2 separate regions of the Homo sapiens genome follow, and region 2 is linked to region 1. The links are chromatin loops, found by intact Hi-C in ENCODE. Cell type or tissue: Calu3. All regions are shown on one strand. Links, peaks and the distances in the headings refer to the core of each region. The heading gives the core; the rest is flanking DNA.

Region 1 (12,036 bases), core at 2,650-10,649:
AGACTGTTAGCCTTTGCCTAAATATAGTTTTCTTTTTTCCTGCAACTTTGCCATTTATATGTTGTCTTTATGGCAGTGTCTCTTGACATGTAAATATACATGTATGTGCTTACGTGCATGTTTTTAAAGAGTTAATTTAAGAACTTATTGTTCATGGTTGGGTTTCTTATCAAACTTACAAAAGTCTATTTTTCTAGTACTTTTATGAATTCATTTTCTCTTTCAACCTTCAGCTATATGGAATTTATTCTGGTGTATGGTATGAGGTCCATGAGTCAATTTATTTTTTCCAGGTAGCCACCCACTTGTCTGAACATTATTCGTTGACTAATAGGTTTTTTTCTACTAATTTGAAATGGTCCTTTAACAATTTACTAAATCTCTCAATTTATTTGGATCCATATCTTGCTTCCTATTCTAATCCACTGTTTATTAATTCATGCATCACACTGCTTAAATTATTGTCATTTCATAATATGCATTAACTTCTACTCATTAATTTTCTTTTTTTAATGTCTTTGGCTATTTTAGATTTATTTTCCCATATGAACTTTAGAATTTGCTTGTCTAGTTTCAAATGATTCCTATTGGTAATTTTATTGAAGAGTATTTCAAAATTATAAATTAAACTTTGGGAGAGTTGACATTTTTATAACCTGAGGATTCCTATCCAAGAACAGGCATGTAGCTCACTTGTTCAAGTCTTCTTTTGTTTCCTCTGTAAAATGTTTCTTACAAACAACATATAGTTGGATCTTTCTCTGAGGACCAATTTGATATAATAGATTATTTTAGTCCATTTCCAGTTTGTATTAGTCTGTTCTCACGCTGCTATAAAAAAACTGCCTGAGACTAGGTAATTTACAAAAGAAAGAGGCTTACTTGACTCACAGTTCCACATGGCTGGGGAGGCCTCAGGAAACTTACAGTTATGGCAGAAGAGGAAGCAAACACGTCCTTCTTCACATGGAGGCAGGAAGAAGTGCTGAGCGAAGGCAGAAGACCCCCTTATCAGAAGAGCCCAGCATCAGATCTCGTAAGAACTCACTCACTATCACGAGAACAGCATGGGGATAACCGCCCCTGTGATTCAGTTACCTCCTGCTAGGTCCCTCCCACAATATGTGGGGATTATGGGAACTACGATTCAAAATGAGATTTGGATAGGGACACAGTTAAACCATATCACAGTTGTTATGACTGACATGTTTGAAATTAGATCCATCATTCTATTTTATATGTGGTAGGCAAGATGACTGCATGCTTTTCCATCCTAGAGCTTAAGTAAAATCTTACACTGTATGAACTCTGTTTTCTTTGCTTTACTCTGTTTGTCTGCCTTTATAATAATGCCACACTGTTTTCATTAAACTTATCAATAAGTTATGATATCTGGTACTGTGAGTCCTCCAACTTGCTGTGTTGTTTTTATTTTCTGTTAAGTAGCTAATGGATTACATCTTAGTTCAAGTGATAGATACATACATGCATGCATACACACACCCATACAAACATAAATGTATCCTGAGTCCCTACTCACATGATTGTTATCATGGTTCTGTGAATTAATGTAGTTAGGATATTTTGCATAAACTTGATCTACACTGATTTTCTTACCTCATGTCCTTACCCCTAATCAAAATAACCTATGGCCAAAGACAGAACAGAGACTCTTTCTCCCCAGAGTTGTGGGCTTCTGAAGAGTTGGAAGAACAGAATACCAGATGGGACAGGAGAACTCTCCTGATTGTGAAAAAGAATCAGCCTCCTAGAAATTTACCATGAGAGGTACAATCTAAAGAGGAGTCAGAATTTTAAAACTCACCCAAGAGTGTGGTCGTTGCCATTATCTCTGCTGCTTTGGTGTAATGAAATTATTTACAGTCAGAACACCTGGGCTTAAATCTCAAGCTGTTCCACTTACTATGTGACCTTGGGTAAATCATCTGACCTCACTCAGTCTTGTTATCTGTAAATGGAGATATTATTTTCTTGGCATATATCATAGAATCATTTTAGTATAATTAAGAGGAACAAGAAAGAAGACAGACCATGGCTGTGGATGGAATGTGCGTGATGTCGGTGAGATTCAGAACTATAGTCAAAATAGCTAGTAGTTAAAGGACAGGACACTCAACAGGAAACCAAGGAGCAAGATTGGCCACAAAATTGGGTCTGCATGGCAAGGGTTAGAAGGAGGTTTATCCTGGCAGGGCATGGTGGCTCACACTTGTAATCCCAGCACTTTGGGAGGCCGTGGTGGGTGGATCACCTGAGGTCACGAGTTTGAGACCAGCCTGGCCAAAATGGTGAAACCCTGTCTCTACTAAAAATACAAAAAATTAGCCGGGTGTGTGCCTGTTATCCCAGTTACTCAGGAGGCTGAGGCAGGAGAATCGCTTGAACCCGGGAGGTGGAGGTTGCAGTGAGTGGAGATTGAGCCATTGCACTCCAGCTTGGGCAACAAGAGCAAAACTCTGTCTCAAAACAACAAAATAATAAAAACAAAAAAGGAGGTTTAGCCCATGATTATGTGGTGGGAAGCAGGGTGCAAAGGAACAATAGACCACACATCTGTGCCACAAAGAATGATATGTTAATGGGGAAGAGACCATGATACAAAAGAAAGAGACAAAGTCCTGGGTAAGATGAGGAGGAGAACGATGGATATTTTTTCATATGAACCAGGAGGCAGGAAGCAGCAGTTAGGGGCAGATGTAGCAGGTTGGTAGAATTGCTCATATGCAGATCAGAGAGTTCCTGCCCAATGTTTGCTATCTTCTTCAATGTCTTAGGAGATAAAGTCACCAGGGAAATGTAGGGGTAGGACAGTATTGAGAAATGAGGAAAGATGTAGTGATTAACTTTTTTTTTTGTATAATCCAAGGGCAAGCTTTTATCATTTTTAAGTGGTAAAGCATAGAAGGTGTCTCAAGCCCCTCTTTCTTGACCTTCCATCTCCCTAATTTTATTTGCATTCTCCTCAGCTTGTTCTATACTCTTCCATACTATTCAGCATCTCTGTTCAGCATTCTCTTCTATCAGTTGATTCCACTCCTTCTCATAGCCCTCCACCCTTCTGTTACTTTCTGGGTCCTGCAAATTTCTGCCTCAATTTTTGGTAGGATTTGTTTTTAGGTTCTTAGACAATATACCTTGGGAATTAATTAAATTTTATGATTTTATTTTATCTCTTTTGTTGGCTTATTAGTTATAACTCTTTGTTTTGTTAGTTTAGTGATTTCTTTAGGGTTTACAAAATTTATCTTTAACTTAATCACAGTCTACATTCAAATGACACTATAATGCTACTTAATGCACACTTAATGAATGGTATAAGAACCTTACAACGATATGCTTCCAATTGTCTCCTCCCAGACTTTATGATATGGTTATACATTTTATACACTTCTAAACACACATGTATGTTATAAATCCCATACTACGTTGTTATGCTTTTTGTTTAAATTGTTATATTTTATAGAGATTTAAATAATAAGAAAAAATCTTACATATTTACCCATGTAGTTACCATTTCTGAAGCTCTTTATTCTTTTGTATACATCCGTATTTCCATGTTGTATAATTTTCCTTAACATTTCTTATAGTGTGGATATGCTGATGATAAATTCTTTTAGCTTTTTTGTTTGTAAAAAAGTGTTTATTTAGCCCTTGTTTTTGAAAAATAAATTTTCTCTCTGAGTATAGAATTCTAGTTTTAATTTTTTTTCAGTAATTTAAAGTGTTTCTTCACTAGATTCTCATTTGTATTTTTTCTGATGAAAAATTTGCTGGTATCCTTTGCTTTGTTCCTCTGATTTTCTCTGTATCATTGAATTTTGAGCAATTTGATTATTATAACCCTATAGCACTTGTTGTTTTTACATTTCTTGTGCTTGGGGTCTATTGACCTTTTTGGATCTGTGGGTTCATAGTTTTTAGCAAATTTGGAAATATTGGCTATTATTTCTTCAAATATTTTTCTGTCTCTTTCCTCCTTCAGGGACTCCAATTATATTAAACTGTTTGAAGTGACCCACAGTTCACTGATGCTCTGCTGATTTCAAAAATTCTCTTTTCACTGGATGTTTCATTTTGAGTAGTTTCTATTGCTCTGTCTTCAAATTCACTGATCTTTTTTTCTGCAATGTCTGATCTGCCATTAATTCCATCCAAAGTATTTTTCATCTCACACATTGTAGCTTTCATCTTTAGAAGCTTAATTGAGAGTCTTTAAAAAATCTTCTAAGTTTCTACTTAATTTTTGATCATAAAGAATGTAGTTATAATAGCTGTGTTAATGTCCTTGTCTGCTAATTCTAATATCCCTTTGAACTCTGGATTAATTTTAATTGATTAGTTTTTATCCTTCTTATGACTTATGTTTTCCTGTTTCTTTGAATGCTTGGTAATGTTTGACTGGGTGCCAGACACTGTGAATTTTACTTTGTTGAGTGATGGATATTTTTGTATTCCTGTGAATATTCTTGAGCTGTTTTTTGGGGTACAGCTAAGTTATTTGGAAATACTCTGACCCTTTTGAGTCTTGCTTTTAAAACTTGTTAAGCAGGACTGGAGCAGTGCACAGTGGAGGTCTAACTTTTCCCCACTACTGAAGTAAATTTCTTTTGTGTACTTTATCCAATGCTTACGAATCATGAGGTTTTTTTCAGTCTGGCTAGCTGGAACAGGTACTATTCTGAGCTGTATGTAATTGCTGGACACTATTACCTCTAATCCTTTCAGGTGATTCCTTCCCCAGCCTCACGTGGTTTCTTCACATGTTTGCACTGATCATTATTCAGCTGAATACTCGAAGGGGACTCTCTTGAGATGTTCAGTGTGCTCTCTGCATGCTGGTCTCTCCTCCCCAGTATTCTGTCCTACAAATTCTAGCTGCCTTGGTCTCTCAGACTCTCAGCCCCATCTTTCAATTTAGGGAGCCCACCATACTCTGCCTGTGTTTTCCCTCCCTGAATTGCAACCTGAAATCTCTCAAGTCAGACAATCATGGTGCTCATCTTGTTTGCTTCTCAGTTCTCAGGGATCCTTTACTGCCTGCTGTTTGGTGTTCGTTATTTCATATATTGTGTCCATATTTTTGTTTTGTTTTTATGTAGGAGAGTAAATCTGATCTCTGTTATTCCATCTTGGCTAGAATCAGAAGTGCAGATCTAATTTTAAAAGATTTCCAAGGGGCAGTTATCATGGCGTATAAATGGCTAAGAACTGTCTCAGATAAAGATTTGAAGGAGCTCTTAGCAGCATTTGTTGGGAGAGGCAACTAATGGTTATTCCAAACCCTTCTCCTAAAGAACTTTGTTTTCCCATATAAGCCATCTCTCTTTTGTGTTTGTTCTGAGCTGGGCTTGGATGAAAGTGATGCCCCAGCTGAGTTGCTGCTTTATTTATAAATGGCAAATTACTGCAGATTTATAGAAATGCACTCTATGAACCACCTTGGGGATTTAAAGGGAATGATAAGATCCAAAGACCATCAGCTGACTTCAATCAGCAAAGCTCTGAGCCATCTCTGGTGTATTGAACTATAAGAGTTGGAAATCCGTAGGCTTCTGAGCCAAAATGAGATTCACATTCAATGTAAATAAGAAATAGTCTGTGATTCTGCAGTTTTGTTTCCTGACCCAGCATGTCCTGCAAAAATAGAAATGTCAGTGCCTGGCAGTGGTGGTGCATGCCATCTGAGATTGCGACCTGAAAGACCAGGAAGGCGCTGGCTTTACAGCCAGCTGGCAGGCTGCCATTGCCAATGGGAAAATCATTCCTGTGTGATAAGACAGCGACAAATGCTTTCCCTGTGGCTGCGATTAAAGCGGGCTCTGCATTATGACAACAGTGCTTCAAGCTTTGCATAGCAGTCATTTTTGCTAAATATTCATACGCTTATTTATACTCTCCCAGGCCTTGCCTGAAATCAGGGAGTTTAGAATTTCAGGCACAAACTATTTCCCTTTTTGGGAAGAAAGATTAGTGGACACAGGCATGGAGGAGTTGAGAAAGGGGTGGGAAAAGGGAAAGACGATTTTGTAATCAGTCTTTAGAACCGTGTATTTCTCTGGATGCTTAGTAGAAGGGAGTTACTAATTGTGTAGGGTGTGTATCCGTGTAAGCTTCAATCCTGGGGGGCCGTATTTGTCCTAACCCAGCGACACTTAAATGTGTGTTGAATAAATAAATGAATAATCTACAAAAATGGTACGATGTCCTCTGGGGCAGAGACTAAAGGTTGTGTTTGTAACCATAGAATCTACTCAGGGTTCCCGGCTCATGGAATAAACTCAAATACATGTTTTTGGATTAGTTAATGGGTGAGAAAAGGAAGGGAGGAAAAGTAGGAGGGAGGGAAGAAGGGGGAGACGGTGAAAGGAAGAGAGGAAGGAAGAGTTTGAGAACAGACAGTTGGGCTGGCTACTTCACTTCTCCGGACCAGTGCACTTGGGTGCCAAGAAGCAGCTTTGTTTGCCTTCTCTAGCTGTTTGTTACACCTGACTTAGGGCCATAAAATCTCAGGCCTTTTTAGTGAGCCTTTTCACAGTTTGTTAGCCCTTTGTAATTTACAAAGCATCTCAGAGGTTTCCAGGAGGCACTGGCCACTAGAAAAATTCTTGTCTTTATTAACCCTAGCTCCTCTTGTACACCTCCCCCAACTAGGAAAGATGTGCATGTCTGTCATTCAGGGAGACAGAGGGGAGAAAGGGAGAGAAGGGACAGAGGGGAGGAGTAAAGGGGGAAGGAGAGAGGGATGGAAGGGGATAGAGGGAGGGAGGAAGAGAATGAAAGAGAGATGCTGGAACACAGCTGGAAGACAGCTCTCCCATGAGTCCTCCGGAAGCCCACCTGTCAGCACTTTTTTGTCTTCCACATGCCCTTCTGCATTCACGTGGAATTTTGTTCCTGCTTATGTCCATTTAAGAGCTTATGGGCTTAAGGCTTCAAGTGTTGAAATAAATACTGAGAATTTATGGCACCTTGGGCAAGACTATGGAGGAGGAATATGGACATTTCATCCTCCTTTAAGTTGCCCCCAGTGAAAGCAGTGGACAAAATTTTCTCCAGGTTCCTCCTATGTGTAACAAATTAGAAACTAGTCTGAGAATCCAGACCACTGGTCCCTGTCTCATGTGTGCCTCCAACCAGCTGTGTAAATGTGGGCAAGTCTATTCTCTCTGGGTCCTGGTTTGCTCATGTGGGTAAAGGACTGGTGGTACTGTAGGATCTCTAGAGTCTTTCTTGGCTACAGCTCATCTGCAATTCTAAGGAAGGCCCTAAAGACCCCCATCCTCTTGTGATGCTTATACCCAGGAGTTCACTGTTCCCAAGGAGCTTTAGATGAAGGACACTGAGTAATCACTGTCCCCAAGCTACCCCTATTTGATTTTGTCAAGCTCAGTACTGTGGTAGAGAGAAAGATAACCTGGTAGACATTAGAGGCACCCAGATATAGAGCCATAGTCATTTGAAAGCATGAGGTTGCCTCCTGCCTTGCCTTCCCTGTCCTCCTCACTGGAGACACAAATGCCTTCACTCTGCAGCTCAGCCTTAGATAGTCCCTGGGCCAAGGCAGGGATTACCCTGGTATAGATACAAAACCTGGTGTGACTCTTGGGTAAAACAACAACGATGATGATGTATTTGATTGACTCTATACCCACAAACTTTGGAGTGCCAGAAATACCATACTTCTGTGTTTATTTAAAAGTAAATTCTATCTCAGTGTTTCCATCCTTCCAGGCAAATGGGAAATCCATCCTACTTAGTATTGAGGCTCCACACTGATAGCTATTGGATTAAATGTTCCTGGATTTTCCAATGGTAGAGCATTAGCATGCACCCTTTGTTAACTGATTGGCTGGTTATTGCTAAGCCTTTCTTTGTTCCAGTTCAAATTCTCCCCTCGCATCTGGCATCTCTGCCCCCACCACCTCCAAACATGGTATTGTACGATGAGGCTTGGAGCTTCCCTGGGGCACAATGCAGTAGTTCCCCCTATGACATACTATTCGTGGGACTCTGCCAGAGAGTGGAGAGAGGGTCCCTTCTGTTTATGGGTTCTGAAATAATCCCTTCTCTTTCCTCTTGTCCAAAGTTCATTTCTTATTCTCTCTTCCTCTCCCAGGAACATCTTTTCAATAAATTTAGGTATTAAAGTCTAGGGGAGACTTCAAGCAGTTTGTGATTTAGGCCTTCAGAAGAAGACCTTAGATACAAGAAAATAGCATGAGTTTTAGTTAGGGTATTAGGCCGAGTAACTGTGTCAAGAAACACAAACGTAAGATGACTCAAAAAGCAGCCAGTCACTGAGCCAGTGAGGCATCTCTTGCTCCATGTGGTCCTGCAGGGACACAGGGCTCCTTCCACCTTCTAGTTCTGCCATGTCCCCATCTTCATGGCCAAAGCTTTGTCACCTTTATGTCTGTGGCACAGCCTGCAGAAAGGGCAAACTTGTCTTTAACAAGATGATCTAGAAGCTGTTGTGTCACTTTTATTCTTGAATCATTGACTGAACTAGTTCACAAGGCCACACCTAGCTCAAAAGAAATACAGTATTGGAGGAAATTCTAGTACTAAGGAGGACCTATTGGGGGACAATTAGGGCAATCTTTTTTTTTAAATTTTATTATTATTATACTTTAAGTTTTAGGGTACATGTGCACAACGTGCAGGTTTGTTACATATGTATACATGTGCCATGTTGGTGTGCTGCACCCATTAACTCATCATTTAGCATTAGGTATATCTCCTAATGCTATCCCTCCCCCCTCCCCCCACCCCACAACAGGCCCCGGTGTGTGATATTCCCCTTCCTGTGTCCATGTGTTCTCATTGTTCAATTCCCACCTATGAGTAAGAACATGCGGTGTTTGGTTTTTGGTCCTTGTGATGGTTTGCTGAGAATGATGGTTTCCAGCTTCATCCATGTCCCTACAAAGGACATGAACTCATCCTTTTTTATGGCTGCATAGTATTCCATGGTGTATATGTGCCACATTTTCTTAATGCAGTCTATCATTGATGGACATTTGGGTTAGTTCCAAGTCTTTGCTATTGTGAATAGTGCCACAATAAACATACGTGTGCATGTGTCTTTATAGCAGCATGATTTATAATCCTTTGGGTATATACCCAGAAATGGGATGGCTGGGTCAAATGGTATTTCTTGTACTAGATCCCTGAGGAATCGCCACACTGACTTCCACAATGGTTGAACTAGTTTACAGTCCCACCAACAGTGTAAAAGTGTTCCTATTTCACCACATCCTCTCCAGCACCTGTTGTTTCCTGACTTTTTAATGATGGCCCTTCTAACTGGTGTGAGATGGTATCTCATTGTGGTTTTGATTTGCATTTCTCTGGTGGCCAGTGATGATGAGCATTTTTTCATGTGTCTGTTGGTTGCATAAATGTCTTCTTTTGAGAAGTGTCTGTTCATATCCTTCGCCCACTTTTTGATGGGGTTGTTTGTTTTTTTCTTGTAAATTTGTTTGAGTTCAATTAGGGCAATCTTAAAAGATAAGGGGAAGTATAAGGAAAAGAAATTATAAGTTAACATTTTAACAAATTTTTCTATTATTTGCATCAACAGCATTATCATTCCCCTCCCATTATTGAGAGCCAGTTTTGTGCATGTCTCTGTGTCAGATTTACTTGCATTATCTCTAGTCCTTTACAATAATTCTGCAAGGAAATTATAGCCCTCGTGTTATTTTGGGGACTCTGTGGTAGCTTTTTATTGTGTACATTTAGAGAAGCAAAATTACATCTTTATATGATTTGGGATTAGGTTTGGCCACAAGAGAAATTTGGATGAGATTTGGAAGACAGAAGTGAAGCAGCCATTTCCACACCAGGCTTGGTGGCAGCTTGCACACATTGTCACTGATCTGCTGGCTCCCTTGTGGGCACGGGCAGCATCCAGGCTCCCAGCTCCTCCATCTCCCACTGGATTTTCTCCTTCAGTTTCTCTGAAGCCCGAGCCAGGCATGTGTGCAGCACCATGGCTAAGGGCATTGGCTTCTCCCACAGGTCACTCATGCTGCCAAGGTTGGAGGTGTTTTGTCCTTGTGTATTCCAGTTTGTCCTCATGAGTTCCATTTGTCTGCATGGGTTCTAGTTTGTCCTTACTCTCCCCCATTTCCTGTGCAGCTTTCCTTCCTGCCAGCCTGGCTGATCTATAGTGGCTTAGGTCCAACGTCAGAAGCAGAGGCAACAGCCTTACATAGACTTCACACATCCCACTATTGTGTAAGATCTAAATCCTATAATAAATCCCTTATCCTACAGCACTCATAGTAGACTGCTTCTCTGATCATATCCTGACTGATAGAGACATTTTTGTTGCAAGTAATAAGAAACCACCTTCACATAGCCTAAGCCTAGAAAGGGTAATTATTTTAAGGATGTGGGAGTATCTCATGGAATCCAAGTGTGGAAAGGCAATTCGGTCACAGGGAGGGGAAGTTCTTCCATATTAAAACAACAACACAAAAACACTTCCTTTATCCCATATTCCATTCTCTAGTCTCTACCCCATTTATGAGCTCCCCTTCAAATGCAAAAATGGTCACACCCTTCTGCATTCCCTCACTTCCAGGACTCCTGAAACCCTCTGAAACCGAGTTCTAGCCAATAATGCCACCAAACTAGATTGTCAAGAGCAACGTATGTCTTCACACTCTCAATGTACCTGAACCTCAGCACTGCTGATGACTTGCTGTCTGGCTGGACACTGTGACTCACCACCCAGATCCCCCTTAGGTGAGGGGCTGTTGCCTCAGCGACTGAGGATAAGGAGGGCTGTGCACCTGTTTAGGGATGACCCCAGCCGCAGACATCCCCTCAGCCATCCCCTCCTCTCAGGCAGCCTACATCCAATATAACTGCGTGTGGGAGGGTAAAGGTCTGGCCACCCCAGCTAATCTCTGAACAGCCATTCTAGCTCCAGACAACCTGTAGGTGGGCCAAGGTGCCTTTAGTTCTGCATCGCAGCTCAACTTCTCTTTCTACCCACGCCTGTCTTCTTCCCTTCCTTTCCATGATGTTGAACCCAAAGACACCCCTGAATAAGGATCCTGGGACACCAAACTTGTCTCAGAGTCTGCTTCCTGAGGAAGCCAGCCCGGACAACCTTCCTCTTCCAGTGCTCCTCTTTTGGTGTCTGTGACTCCACTTTCTTTTGGTCCTTCTCCCGCTTCTCTGTCCTGTCCATATCTGTTTCTTTGCAGGCTTTCACTCTTCTCTCTGCCTTTTCTAAATGGGAGTTTCTCATTTCCCTACCCAGGCAAATTTATCTGCTCTTATGTTTTCAAATGGCATCTCTATGTTGATGACCCCTCGACTTACGTATTTAGCTAAGACTTCTCTTTAGGGTTCTGGTCTCTTATGTCCGATATCCAATTTCCTCCCTGACAACTGCACTTTGCTAACTTATAAGCATCTCAAAATTGATGTTTCTAAAACTAGACAATGTTCTTTCTTCTGAAGTTTGTTTCTCCCCCTAGAATTGTCCAATTCAGTCAACTGTATCCATCCCATGGTTCAGTCAGACACCTGGCTCCATCTATGGTCCTCCCTGTCTTTCATCCCCTACGTATCATTCAGCATGTACTGTCACTCATGTCTAGCCACAGCCATGCAGCTGGTACAAAGGGTCTGGGATTTCTTTAGGTTTCCTTCTTCCTGACTCCACTATAAGAACAGTATGGGAAGATCTGTCTGGAGGCAGGCAGATGTTGAACAATTAGTCATGCATACATCTTAGGTCAACTCCCAAAGTGCCCTTTGTGGGCTGCTTAGTTTCTCACAAAGGCACAGAGAGATGCAACAGGTCTGAGGATCCTGAATTCATTCTTATCATTTTGATAAAGCTATATTCTTTATTCTAGGGCATTGTCCAGGAATTGTTGCCATTAATCACTTTTATTAACTGAATATATCCCTATATGTGTGCACTTTGTATTGATATAAATAGCGTACATTCCTGTTGATGGGGGCAGGTGTTGCTTTGCTTTGTCCACA
Region 2 (12,036 bases), core at 2,383-10,382, 65 kb after region 1:
CTAGACCTTCATCTCACAGTCAGCACCAGGCTTCCATCTTCTCTTCCCGCTCCACTCACCCTCATACTCCAATGCCTTTCTTCAAATGAGCACCAGAGTGATTTTCTTAGAAGACCACTTTGAACATTTCAGTATCTTGCTTAGAGGCTTTTAAAGCCTCCCTCTTGCCTGCAAGGTAAGGTTCAGACTTCCTAACCTGACAGTCATGACCTGTTTCAATCTGGTCCTATCTAGACTTAACTCCTTGTCCTTCCTATATGATGAACCCTCTGCTCTGGCTGGCTGGTCTCCTTCATCCTCCAAATAGCTCCATCACTTTTCAGCTGCTTCTCCTCCTTGACGGACACTTTCCTTTTTTTCAGGCTTAGACCCAGCTCCTCCTGCTCCACCCAGCTTCTATAACTCTAGACCACTGCTATCTTTTAAACTCAAGCTGTTTCTTACATCCAGGTCAAGTATTTGGGCAGTTAACCCCAGTTTGCTTTAGGACAGTTTTGTTTTCACATATGTATTTATGTTTGTCTCGGCATTTAAGGTTATTATTTTCCTAATGTATGTTACATAGATATTAGTTCCTGCAGCTGCCCAAAACAAAAAAGTTAATTGTGTTTGAATAATTTTAGAATTATTTGGGGTATGCTTTAGGAAAGACTGCATACCATACCCCTCTCTAGAAGGTTCACATTGTGTGTGAGCATAGTAAAAGATCTGAAAAGTGCTGTGCCAATTAAAACAGCTTGATTATTTTCTGATTCTTAATTACCAAGAAAATCTTTTTGTCTTATAATAATATTAATATTCCTCAGATTTTAGTGCTCCTCAGAGGAGTCTTTGGAAAGCATGGAATTAAATTAGAAACTCCTTACCCATCATTTTAATCCTACCATGGTGGCTAGCCCAGTGACTTAGTACTTAGAAGGTGCTCAGGGAATATTTGGGGATTTGGTGAATAATCACGAATGTTTTAGTCAATTACTGAGCTAAACTCTTCTAAGAGTTTCTTTCTGTGCAGTCTTTAGAATGCTGTAAAACAAATAAATAACCTTGCTTCCATTTCTTATTAAATTTATTGGCACTAGACTGTGAAACTAATGGAATTTCTGGGTCTTCTATATGCTTCTGTGTCTGCTTGAGAAAGATAATCTGTGCTTGTACACAGTGGGAACATAAAAACTTCACAGAATTTTCCACTCCCAGCACACCAGACCCAGGGTTGGCTTCTTGTCATTTAAATGCCTGCCTTGTCATTTTATTTGACTCAGAGAAATCATTCAGAGAGAAGCTCAGGAACCGTCTGGACTCCCTGAAAAGGAACTGACTCAGAACTTTTCTACAGATGAATTATATTTCTAGGTCTCATTGTTTTTCACATTTGTGGGTTTGGATGTGCTTTTACCAGCATGTTGGATAGAAAAAGTAATGGCGGTTTGAATCCGAATCTGAGATAGCAAAAGAAAAATAACTGCAATTAGTTCAACAGCTAAAATTTTGGTAGACTTACTAGTAACTCAAAAGGTTGACCTCAGAATTCAAAAGTAAGAGTAAAAATTTGAACCTAAACTTTGACCTTGGAATTCAAAAATGAAAGGAGATTTTAGAGAGGCTTGACAATAAGTTAGTGATTTTTTAAAATGTTAGTATAACTTTTTTTCTTAAAAATTTTAATGGGTTGGGAAGCTGCGGCAGGTGGATCACCTGAGGTCAGAGGTTTGAGATCAGCATGGCCAACTTGGTGAAACCCCGTCTCTGCTAAAAATACAAAAATTAGCTGGGCGTGGTGGCAAGTGCCTGTAATTGCAGCTACTCAGGAGGCTGAAGCAGGAGAATCACTTGAACCCGGGAGGCAGAGGTTGCAGTGAGCCAAGATCACGCCACTCCACTACAGCCTGGGTGACAGAGCAAGACTTCATCTCAAAAGAAAAAAAATTCATGGATTAATGTAAATATAGATATAAAAATAAATTATATACATTATATTATGCATATTACCACATTATACAATACATAATGTATTATCTATGTATTATTGTGTATATATATATATGGAAGAGTATAGAGCAAAACCTTTCCTTCCCAAGTCTGTCTCCCACCACTCAGCCCTCCCCAGAGGCATCCCTTTCTAAAAGATGCTTTTAAGCCTTCTAGAGATACACTGTGCATATCTAAGTATATGTTTATGCAATACCAAATGGCGTTATACAATTTACACTTCTTAACCTTGCTCTTAATATATATATATAGGAGAGGCGTTCTTTTCAGTAGGTATGGAGCTGCTTCTTTTTTTATTGCTTCAGTGGATGCCATTGTTTGGGTCTATTATCATTTATTTTATTTCCATATTAATGGACATTTAGATTATTTCAAATCATCTGCTATTATAAATGATGCTATAATGAATATTCTTATATACACATGTGTGTATATATATGTCCTTTCACAAGTGTGAATAAGGGTAGGTAATGAATTCTTAGATTTAGAAATGTCTAGGTCAAGGCATATATGTATTTTTTATTTTAATGGATCCTGCCAATTTGCACTCCTTAGCAGTCGTGCCAACTTAAAATTTCACCACCAATGTATGACAGTGCCAAGTTCCCAACACCTTTGCCTACACAGTGTATTATATATATGAAGTTCTTGTTAACTTTTCCTATATTATAGGTGAAAAACATTGTTTATAAATTGGATTTCTCACATGCTAAGTGAAGTCAAGCATTTTTATAGGTAGAAACCTATAATATTTCCTCTTCTGAGAATTATGCATATTCTTTGTTCATGTTCCTTTGGATGTTGTCTCATTGTTGATTCATGGGAACTCTTTATATACAGTCTGTGATACAGGTTGAAATAATTGACTTTAATTTCCAGTGCTAGTTCCTGAAAAAGACATTAGGCTATGATCTTTTCCAAAGTGACTCTCTCCTCAACCCTGACTTCTTAAAGATATACAATAGAAATGACTTCAGGGAAGATCAGTTTGCTTCCTTCTAGCTCGGCTTCATAAAAATTTTCCCAACAAAGCAAAACTAAACTTACATATCAGTACGTTCTGTATTATCTTTCCAAACTTAGCCAGTGGATTTAATGGGAATTGCTTTTCTGGGAAATGGTATCCTCCCATGACTTGTTTACATTCTAGCACAAGTAGGCTGCATACCCACCATGGCTGGTAGGATTTATTCAAATAACCTACCATTCCTTCTAGACCAGAGGTTACAAATTGGCCACCCAAGGGCCAAATGCAGCCACATATGTTTTATTTGGCCAGCCTGCTGTTTAGAAAAAAAACGAATTTGTTGCCCACATTAAAGAACAGTGGATGATTTTACAGGAATATCTAGATTTCTGACTTCTCTTGAAAAATCACAAGATCAGGAACATTGCATTTCCACATGACAACAGTTGGCTGGAGCTTGTGGGAATCTGCCCCGTTCATAAACCATGCACTTCCATACATTTTTTTAAGTTTTTTAGAAATAAAAATAGAGACGAGGTCTCACTGTATTATCCAGCTGATCTCAAACTCCTGAGCTCAAGCGATCCTCCCACCTCAGCCTCCCAAAGCATTAGGATTACAAGCATGAGCCTCTGCCACCTGGCCTCCATGTTTTGTTTTGTGGTTTTTGTTTTTGTTTTTGTTTTTTTGACACAGAGTCTCACTCTGTCACCCAGGCCAGAATACAATAGTGTGATCTTGGCTCACTGGAACCTCCACCTCCTGGGTTCAAGCGATTCTTCTGCCTCAGCCTCCTGAGTAGCTGGGATTACAGGCGCCTGCCACCATGCCTGACTAATTTTTGTATTTTTAGTAGAGATGGGTTTTCACCATGTTGTCCAGGCTGGTCTCAAACTCCTGACCTCAGGTGATCTGCCTGCTCGGCTTCCCAAAATGCTGGGAACAGGCCTGAGCCATGGTGCCCAGTCTGTTTTATGGGTTTGTTTGTTTGTTTGTTTTTTGAGACAGGCTCTCACTCTGTCACCCAGGCTGGAGTGCAGTGGCATGAACACAGCTCACTGCCACCTTGACCTCCCAGGCTCTGTTGATCCTCCCACTTCAGCCTCCCAAATAGCTGGGACCACAGACATGTGCCATCACACCTGGCTAGTTTTTGTATTTTTTGGTAGAGACAGAGTTTCACCATATTGCCCAGGCTAGTCTCAAACTCCTGGGCTCAAATGATCCTCCCGCCTTGGCCTCCCAAATTGCTGAGATCACCTCCATGTTCTTAAAGCAAGTCTGCTTTATTTATTTGTCACCTGCTGCTGGCTCCTGGAGATCTTTGCCTTTGGGAACCTCTAAGCCTTTGCTTCCAGAATTTTCCTCTGTCTCTCCCCTTCAATTACAAGAAGAAAGAAAAATCCTCCCAGGTGTCACATCTCTTTCAGACTCAGGTCTTTTCCACTTCTCTACCCCAGGCTCCTGCCCTTTCTTCTTTGAAAAGCTCGTTTCCTGCATCCCAGAGTGTTTACTTGCACTTTGTCCCATGTCCTCACACTTCCCTTTCAGCATTTTCCTTAGCAATTCAGCCTATACTTTCCAAAATAATTTGGGATGAGAAAAGTCTGCTCCACTAGGGCATGAATTTTAACACAGTTAAACAGACTCTAACAAAGTTTTGAGAAAGATGAATGAAACTTAGTTTTGAAGCTCCTTTTGGGCACTAATGAATGCTTTAACATGAAAATGTTTTCTAGGATGGAGTATATCGACCCAGGATTGGTTTGCTCCTCTTCGTCCCAATTGCCTCTCTCTTAGTTCAAGTTCTGGTCAGCTTCCACCCGAACTATGACCTCAGCCTCATAATGAATCTCCATGTTGCCAGTCTCTATTCTTCAGTTCTATTTGTGACATAATTTTTTAAAGCTTGAACATGAATCTTATCTTATCAACCCCCATTTCTCTTAACAACCTTTGATGATTCCCTGTTACCTAGAGGAGATGCCTCATACCAACAAGACTCACAAAGTCTTTTAGAATCGGGCCCTAGGACCTTATTTTCGACCCATTTGTAAACCTGGTGGCCCAACTACATCAGACTCTTCTCTATTCTCTGAGACCACCAAGAACATGATGTCCACATGCTGCTGCAAATGGTGCTCCCTTTAATTGAAATGCTGTATTTCTGCTCTTTTATCTAGCATGTCCTTATTTTTCCTTCAAAATCCAAGGCAATGTCATGTCCTCTGTGGAATCTTCCATCTTCTCCTACTTGGTTCCTCCCTCATCTGTATTTCTGTAATACTTCTCATAATTATTTAAGATGTTTTTCTCCCTCATTAGACTGTAAGCTCTTGGAGGGCATGAAGCTTATTTATCTTACAAGGATCAGTCACAGTGTCTGATATATAGTGAGTGTTCACTAAATGCTTAGTGACTGAAAGAAGAAGCCATTAACACCTTAACTCAGGGGTCCCCAACCCCCAGGCCACAGACCAGTACTGGTCCGTGACCTGTTAGGAACTGGGCCACACAGCAGGAGGTGAGTGGCAGGTGAGCTTCATCTGTATTTACAGCCACTCCTCATTGCTCGCACCACCTGAGCTTCACCTCCTGTCAGATCAGAGGTAGCATTAGATTCTTATAGGAGCACAAACCCTATTGTCAACTGTGTATGAGAGGGATTTAGGTTGCACACTACCTTGTGAGAATCTAATGCCTGATGACCTGTCACTGTCTTCCATCACCCCCAGATGGGACCGCTGAGTTGCAGGAAAACAAGCTCAGGGCTCCCACTGATTCTACGTTATGGTGAGTTGTATAATTATTTCATTATATATTATAATGTAATAATAATAGAAACAAAGTGCACAATAAATGTAATGTGCTTGAATCATCCCGAAACCATCCCCCACCCGTGAAAATTGTCTTTCATGAAACTGGTCTCTGGTGACAGAAAGGTTGGGAACTGCTGCCTTAACCCCTATGACTAGGCAGTTAGTCATTTGGTAGCTTCTAGAAAGTACGTTGTCCTCTTTTTTCAGTGAGCAGTATCTTCCTAACTGTAAACCTGATCAAGCCACTAATTTCAATTGTTTTCCACTGACCCCGATGTAAAGACATAGTCTTACATAGTTCCTCATCATGGTGTACATCATCCTTCATGATCTGTTCCTTTACCTACCATTCCAGCTTCAGTTGTTGTCATCCTCCAACTTTTCTCCAACTATACTGAAACATTTCAATGCCCTGAAGCAAACCCTACTCTCTAAGTCTGAGCCTTAGCATTTGCTCCTTGCTCTGCCTAGAAGGTCTTTCCTGCCTTTTCCTTCTCCTCCATGGCTGTACATGCAGGACAGACAGATTGAAGGAGGCCTCTCTGAGTTCTTTTGCCTTGGACTGGACTAGGCTAAGTGCTCTTCATGTCCTCCCATGGCACTTATCATGCTGTGATCTCTGTCTCTGCTGTAGTCCCAGCTCTACCCCCACTCTAAGCTCCTCTGGGACAAAAATTGTCTTTTTCACCTTTTTACCAATGATGGGTGCATAGGCTATGGCATAAACTAGATGTTCAATAAATGTCTGATGAGTAAAACATCATGATAAAGTGAAAGAAATCTGATATATACAATTTACGCAACTATGTGAATGCTTAACTCTCTCATTTGCCATTTGAAGAGATTCTTTTAAAATTAATATATGCAATAGTCAGCATAGTCAAGAAATAGAAATCCTGCTAGGTATTTCAAACAGAGGGGATTTAATACAGGGAATTTTTTCACAGATGTTGGAAGGCTGGAAGAGCAAAACAGGAAGTTGAAGCAACTGGTTATTAATACTTGTTGGAAGAAGTTATTTCCCCCAGGGCTGAGGTAAAGCAGCTACCACCCTGAGGACACTAGACAAAAAGTGAGATTACCAGAACCTAGTTGCTCAGAAGGAGAAAGGGAAAGAAATTCAACCATATTAAAGACACACATGATTGTAGGATACATCCCAATGCCAAAAATGTTAAAATGTAAAGGAAAAAAAAGACATGGTATTAACTGATAGACTGTCAAGAATATGAAAGAAATCCAGGCTGGCTAGGGGAATCTAGTACGTTTAGTCATATGAAATTGTGAATATTTTTCCATTTTGGCCTATATAAATGAGTTTCATATGTTTCAACCTAATATTTGGGGAGGCAAGAGGCTAACTGTAGAGTACCCTTGTCCTGGGCTTCTATCTCTCCGAGGTCCATTGTCCTGAGCTGTCCCTTCTCTTCATAGCTTCACCCACTCTCCTTCTGAAATTCATGGTAATAAGTTTATATGTGCTCAGGGGCTGGAGGACTTGAGGGCAGTGCAAAAACAACCATTTGAAAACATTAGTAATTTTAAAGTCAGATATTCTTAAGAAGGGGTTACATAAGTACAAAAAAGAACAAGTAGCATTTTATTGAATGTTTACAATCCTCCTCTGCCAAGTGTTTATCACATTATCATATTCATTTTATTCCCCAACAAACTCAGCTATGCAATAAGAGCTGACTCTTTTACGGTGCTTAATATGTAACAGTCATCATTTTAAGCCTGTTGACTTAAACTTGACTCATGCACTTGCTTCTCTTTATAAGCCTGTAAGGTAGGTGTTAGTTTGAATCATTTGAAATCACTGACATTCGACTGTTTTTGACCTACAAAATAGCAGTTTAAAGTAGTTCAATTTAATACAATCATTTTTGAAGAAATGACTACAGAAGAAGAAATTGAGGCATATGGCGGTTAAATAACTTTCCCAAGGTCGCGCAGCTGGTAAGTGGAGGAGCCAGGATTCAAACATAGGCAGTCTGTGCTCTAAACTATTACACCCTACTGCCTGTCCATGGGTACCATTTTATCCTCATTCACAAATGAGTGGAAACTGAGGCTTTGGACAGTTAAGTTACCTTGGCCAGAGCCCCAGAGCTGGGAAATGGTATAGCTGGCCTTCTGGGTCTAACTCCAGAGCCTCCGCTCTGCCCATGTATTATTCCACAGCCATGAATTCCCTGCAAGGAGTGCCTGGAATGGAAAGGGGGTGAATTCTCCTGGCTAATTACTCGGATATATTCATCATCCTGGTTGAGTAGATATTTGCAAAGCTATTTTATTAGATATAACTGAAAATATTGCCTCATAGATTCCCCCAACCCCACCCCAGAAAGATAACAGATATAATGCAAATAATGACATTGCAAATTACCACTGGGGTTGTCTAGACCCTTCTTCCAAAGGCCACCATCAATACATTCTGGATTCCTTTTTGGGAACTGACTTCCAAGCAACGTGCTCACATGTTGAAGATTCTCAGCATGGAAAGATTCCCCTTTCTTCTACTTCCTTTTTTATAAATCCTGGATTTATTAAGCACATCCTGTGTGACAGGCCTTGTGTTAATTGATGAGGATTCAGCAGCAAATAAAATGGACACGGCCTGCTTTCACTGTGTTTTCAGCCTATCAGGGAGGAAAGACATTATAGGAATATTAACAATAATATGTTTTGATGGAGTAATACAGGGAGCTCCGGGATCATAGAGCTGGGAGATTTAATTCAGTCTGGGGCAGTGGTACCCAAAGTGTGGCCTGCAGACCAGCACTATTGAGAATACCTTGGAGGCTGTTTAAATGCAAATTCTTGGGCCCCATCCCAGACCTACTAAATCACAATTTGGTGAAGGGGACAGAGATGGGAAGAGGGAATTTATAGTTGAAAAAGCTCTCCAGGTGATTCTCATGCATACTGAAGTGTGAGAAGCCCTGCCACCCGGGTCTGCATGGTCTAAATAGGGAAGTAACATTTACTCAGTCTGGAAGGGTGAGTAGGTCAGATGCAGGAAGGTGAGAGAAGGCTGTTCTAGCCTGAAGGGAAAGTCTGTGCCAAGATCAGGAAGTCCAAGAAAACCAGATCCATGGGAGGAGCTGGTGGTATGTGGGGAACACAGGGGTTAGAGATGAGGAGCCATAGAAGGAAAAAAGAGAAACAGAAGGTGGGAGAATGGGATCCTATGAGCTCTCATAAAAAATAAGGTGAGGAAGGAATAGTAAGATGAAGTGTAAGTGACCAAACTTACACTAATCTTATAATAACCCAGCTGTAAAAGCAACATCATAATTTAGAGAGAGTCAACATCTCTGAGGCTACTCTTAAGAGAATTAAGGACTCCATGAACATTTGCTGTTGAGCTGTGTGTGGGAAGAACTGCCAATCAGTCCTCACTCCCTTTCCCTTTCCCACAGAAGCAGACACTCTGAACCTAAATTAAACCAGTTTGAGTTAAATGAGTTCTTCCTGGTCTTTCTAGGGAGCATTTGTTAATGGGTTGCCCCAGGTGGAACCAGAGGGCTTAGTTGTCTTGCCAGGGAGAAAACAGGTGTCTCTCAATGTGAATTCAGACCACACTCTCCCTGAGACAGTCCATGTGCCTAATTTAGCAGGTCCGTGACTAAAAGGGCTGCTATGCCTGCAGCTTGAAATTAAATGGAATTGTGGCCCAAAGGAGCCACATCTATCCATGGTGATGGTATTAAAAAACAAAACAAAACAAAAAGATTTGGGTGGCAATGGGCATTTCTGATCACCCAGCAGCGCTATTTCAGACTGAAAGCAAACTTGAGGCCTTGCATGGGGAAGAAGGATGAATCCAAAGAATAAGACTTCTCCATGTAGGTAAGAATGGGGAGTCCAGGTGCTGTGGCTTTCGCCTGTAATCCCAGCACTTTGGGAGGCCAAGGTAGGAGAATGAGGAGTTCGAATTCAGCCTGGGCAGCATAGCGAGACCTTGGCTCTACGAAAAAATTAAAAAATTAGCTCAGCATGGTGGCAAGTACCTGTAGTCCCAGCTATGTGGGAGGCTGAGGCAGGAGCATTGCTTTAGCCTGGGAGAGCAAGGCTGCAGTGAGCTATAATTGTGTCACTCCACTCCAGCCTGGGCAACAGAGTGAGAGCCTGTCTTGAAAAAAAAAAAAAAAAGAAAAGAAAAAGAAAGAAAGAAAAAGAAAAGAAAAAAAAAGGGTGGGGAGGTGGACAAAAATTTAGACAATACTTAAGGTGATTGGGGAGGGGGCTCAAAGTAAACCAAGTCAGGAGTGGGAGAGAACCAGGGAGAGGAACTCACTGAGGAGAGGAGTCTAAGTTTTCAGGTACCCATACTGTGAAAACTCAAGAAAGTTAAAAGTAAGTGAGACCTCTAGCCTTACGGAATGGCATGGTCAATGTCAGAAGAGAATTGGAATGAAGGTGGGGGTCCTTACCTATAATTCCCTCTGACATTGACTTACTGTTCTGTGCTTTCATGTGTCCATGTCTACAAAGCCTAGTGTGGAGAGTGAAAAGGCAGAAAAATGGAGCACTGCCCACCTGTATCCTTATTTGATACAGAGGAGAAGTTGCACATCTTTGCGTGTCTGCACCCAGTGGATTCTGAGTGACCAACCAGTACCTTTGGAAAATAGATCCCTGGCAGATGTGGTAGAAGGAGTATTCCCGGAGGGTAAACTCTGGCTAAAAGTGTAAAACCAAACCCTTTTCTTACCCCATAGTTTGGACAAAATGCCCTCTGAAAGACAATAGGGGAGGCTGGACATTGGGGTAACAACTGATTGCCTTGCTGTTGCCTTGCCTCTCTAAGGAGAGGACACTTGGCACTCCAGGCCTTTGCAGATGCACATCTGAAAGTACAGAACACATGATCCCAGAGATCTGGGGCTTGCATAGCCACCTCCTCCTCAGTGGTCATTGACTATCCAGTTGGTCAGCACTCCTCACTGAGCTCTCAATATACCCAGAGCAGGAGGGCATCTAGACTCTGTGAAGATACAAAAGATAAAAAACAAGAAGACTTAGCTTCTTGGAGGAACCTGTGCACAGGGCCTAGTGGTTTGTGGGTGTTTTGTTTTTAATCAGTGACTTTTCCAGTGACAGTTTCCTTGATATATTTCAGAATCTGCTCATTTTGTACTGTTCTTCCCATCCCCCACAAGGAAGGAACAGATTCTTTACCCCCAAGTAGGGTTGCCAGATAAAATCCTGGACATACCATTAAATTTGAATTTTGAATAAATATCAAATAATTTTTTCATATAAGCGCGTCCCAAATATTGCAGAAAAATCAAATTACAGAGTGTCCTGTATTTTCATTTGTTAAACCCTACTCCCAAGGGATGCCTGTTTCTATTCTTGTGAGTGGTTCATTTTGGTTCTTTCTCTTAGGTTGAGATTAACTGGTGATCACTGGTTTTATTACATATGAAAACTTTCGGCACGGTCTTTACCGAAATGGAGGAAAAAAAGTGATTCTTTCTTAAGTTCTTTGGTTAGACTATTCAATAGGCACATTTTTTGTTCTTATCTAATATGGCAGTCTAGTAAGAAAATTGAGGAAAAATGCAGGATTACTAGCTCCCCATGAACCCCTTTCCTCCCTCTGCCCAAGTCTTAACTATACAGCATCACGATGTAAATGGAGGTAGACAAGGAGAGCACAGATGACACCAAAGCAATGCAATCTGAAACTATCAAAAGTTCCACTTCTCACACCACAAACTCCTTTGTTGGTTAGTTGTGAGTGGGTATTTATAGAACTAGCACTGTACTTTCATTTTGAGACAGCAGCTTGCTTTTAGCCTGAGCAATAATTAGATAAATTATTCCCTTCACTTCAGATTATTAGTGACTAAAACTCTGCCTAGAGATTTTTGAAACTTTGATCAGCATAAACTGGAAAAACAGTCACTTAAATGCTGCAAGTGATTTTCCATCTTGTAGGAGGTAGAGATATCAATAATCCTGCCAGGGTAGAGTCTCTCTTTATCAGACCCACCAGCCAGGTATCTTTTCACAAATGTAAAGCAAGTACCTACCCATTGCTTCTTGCTGGAAAAACAAAAAGAGGAAAGTATCAAGTTACCATCAAATGGGATGTTGTTCAGACTAGAAGCTCATTGTTCTGTTTGGAAATACAAACTGTGTGTTTGCTAGAGTCAGAGCTGCTTCTCTGCATACTTTTTTGGTCCTGGGGCTTGCTTTTTTGGGTCCAAGCTGAAGAATTGGATATAGAAAAGAGAAGAAAAGCAT

What was found. Peaks named below come from ENCODE experiments on the same cell type or tissue, not always from the same donor. Only the 100,000 strongest peaks of a DNase experiment are listed, where the experiment ranks them.
Region 2: a loop joins it to region 1, with 3 times the contacts of the local background. A loop is called at or near these places in 18 of 110 quality-filtered maps.

Annotation. Positions count from the first base shown.
Region 1 is chr10:91,071,636-91,083,671 of GRCh38, reverse strand. No RefSeq gene overlaps it. Among named protein-coding and RNA genes, the nearest start is that of LINC00502, 32 kb to the right of the region's middle. In Calu3, for the core only: no CTCF peak of the experiment used is centred there; a DNase peak (open chromatin) is centred at 5,761.
Region 2 is chr10:91,006,627-91,018,662 of GRCh38, reverse strand. All of the region lies in intron 1 of LOC124902479 (a long non-coding RNA gene), which reads left to right. Among named protein-coding and RNA genes, the nearest start is that of LINC00502, 33 kb to the left of the region's middle. In Calu3, for the core only: no CTCF peak of the experiment used is centred there; no DNase peak of the experiment used is centred there.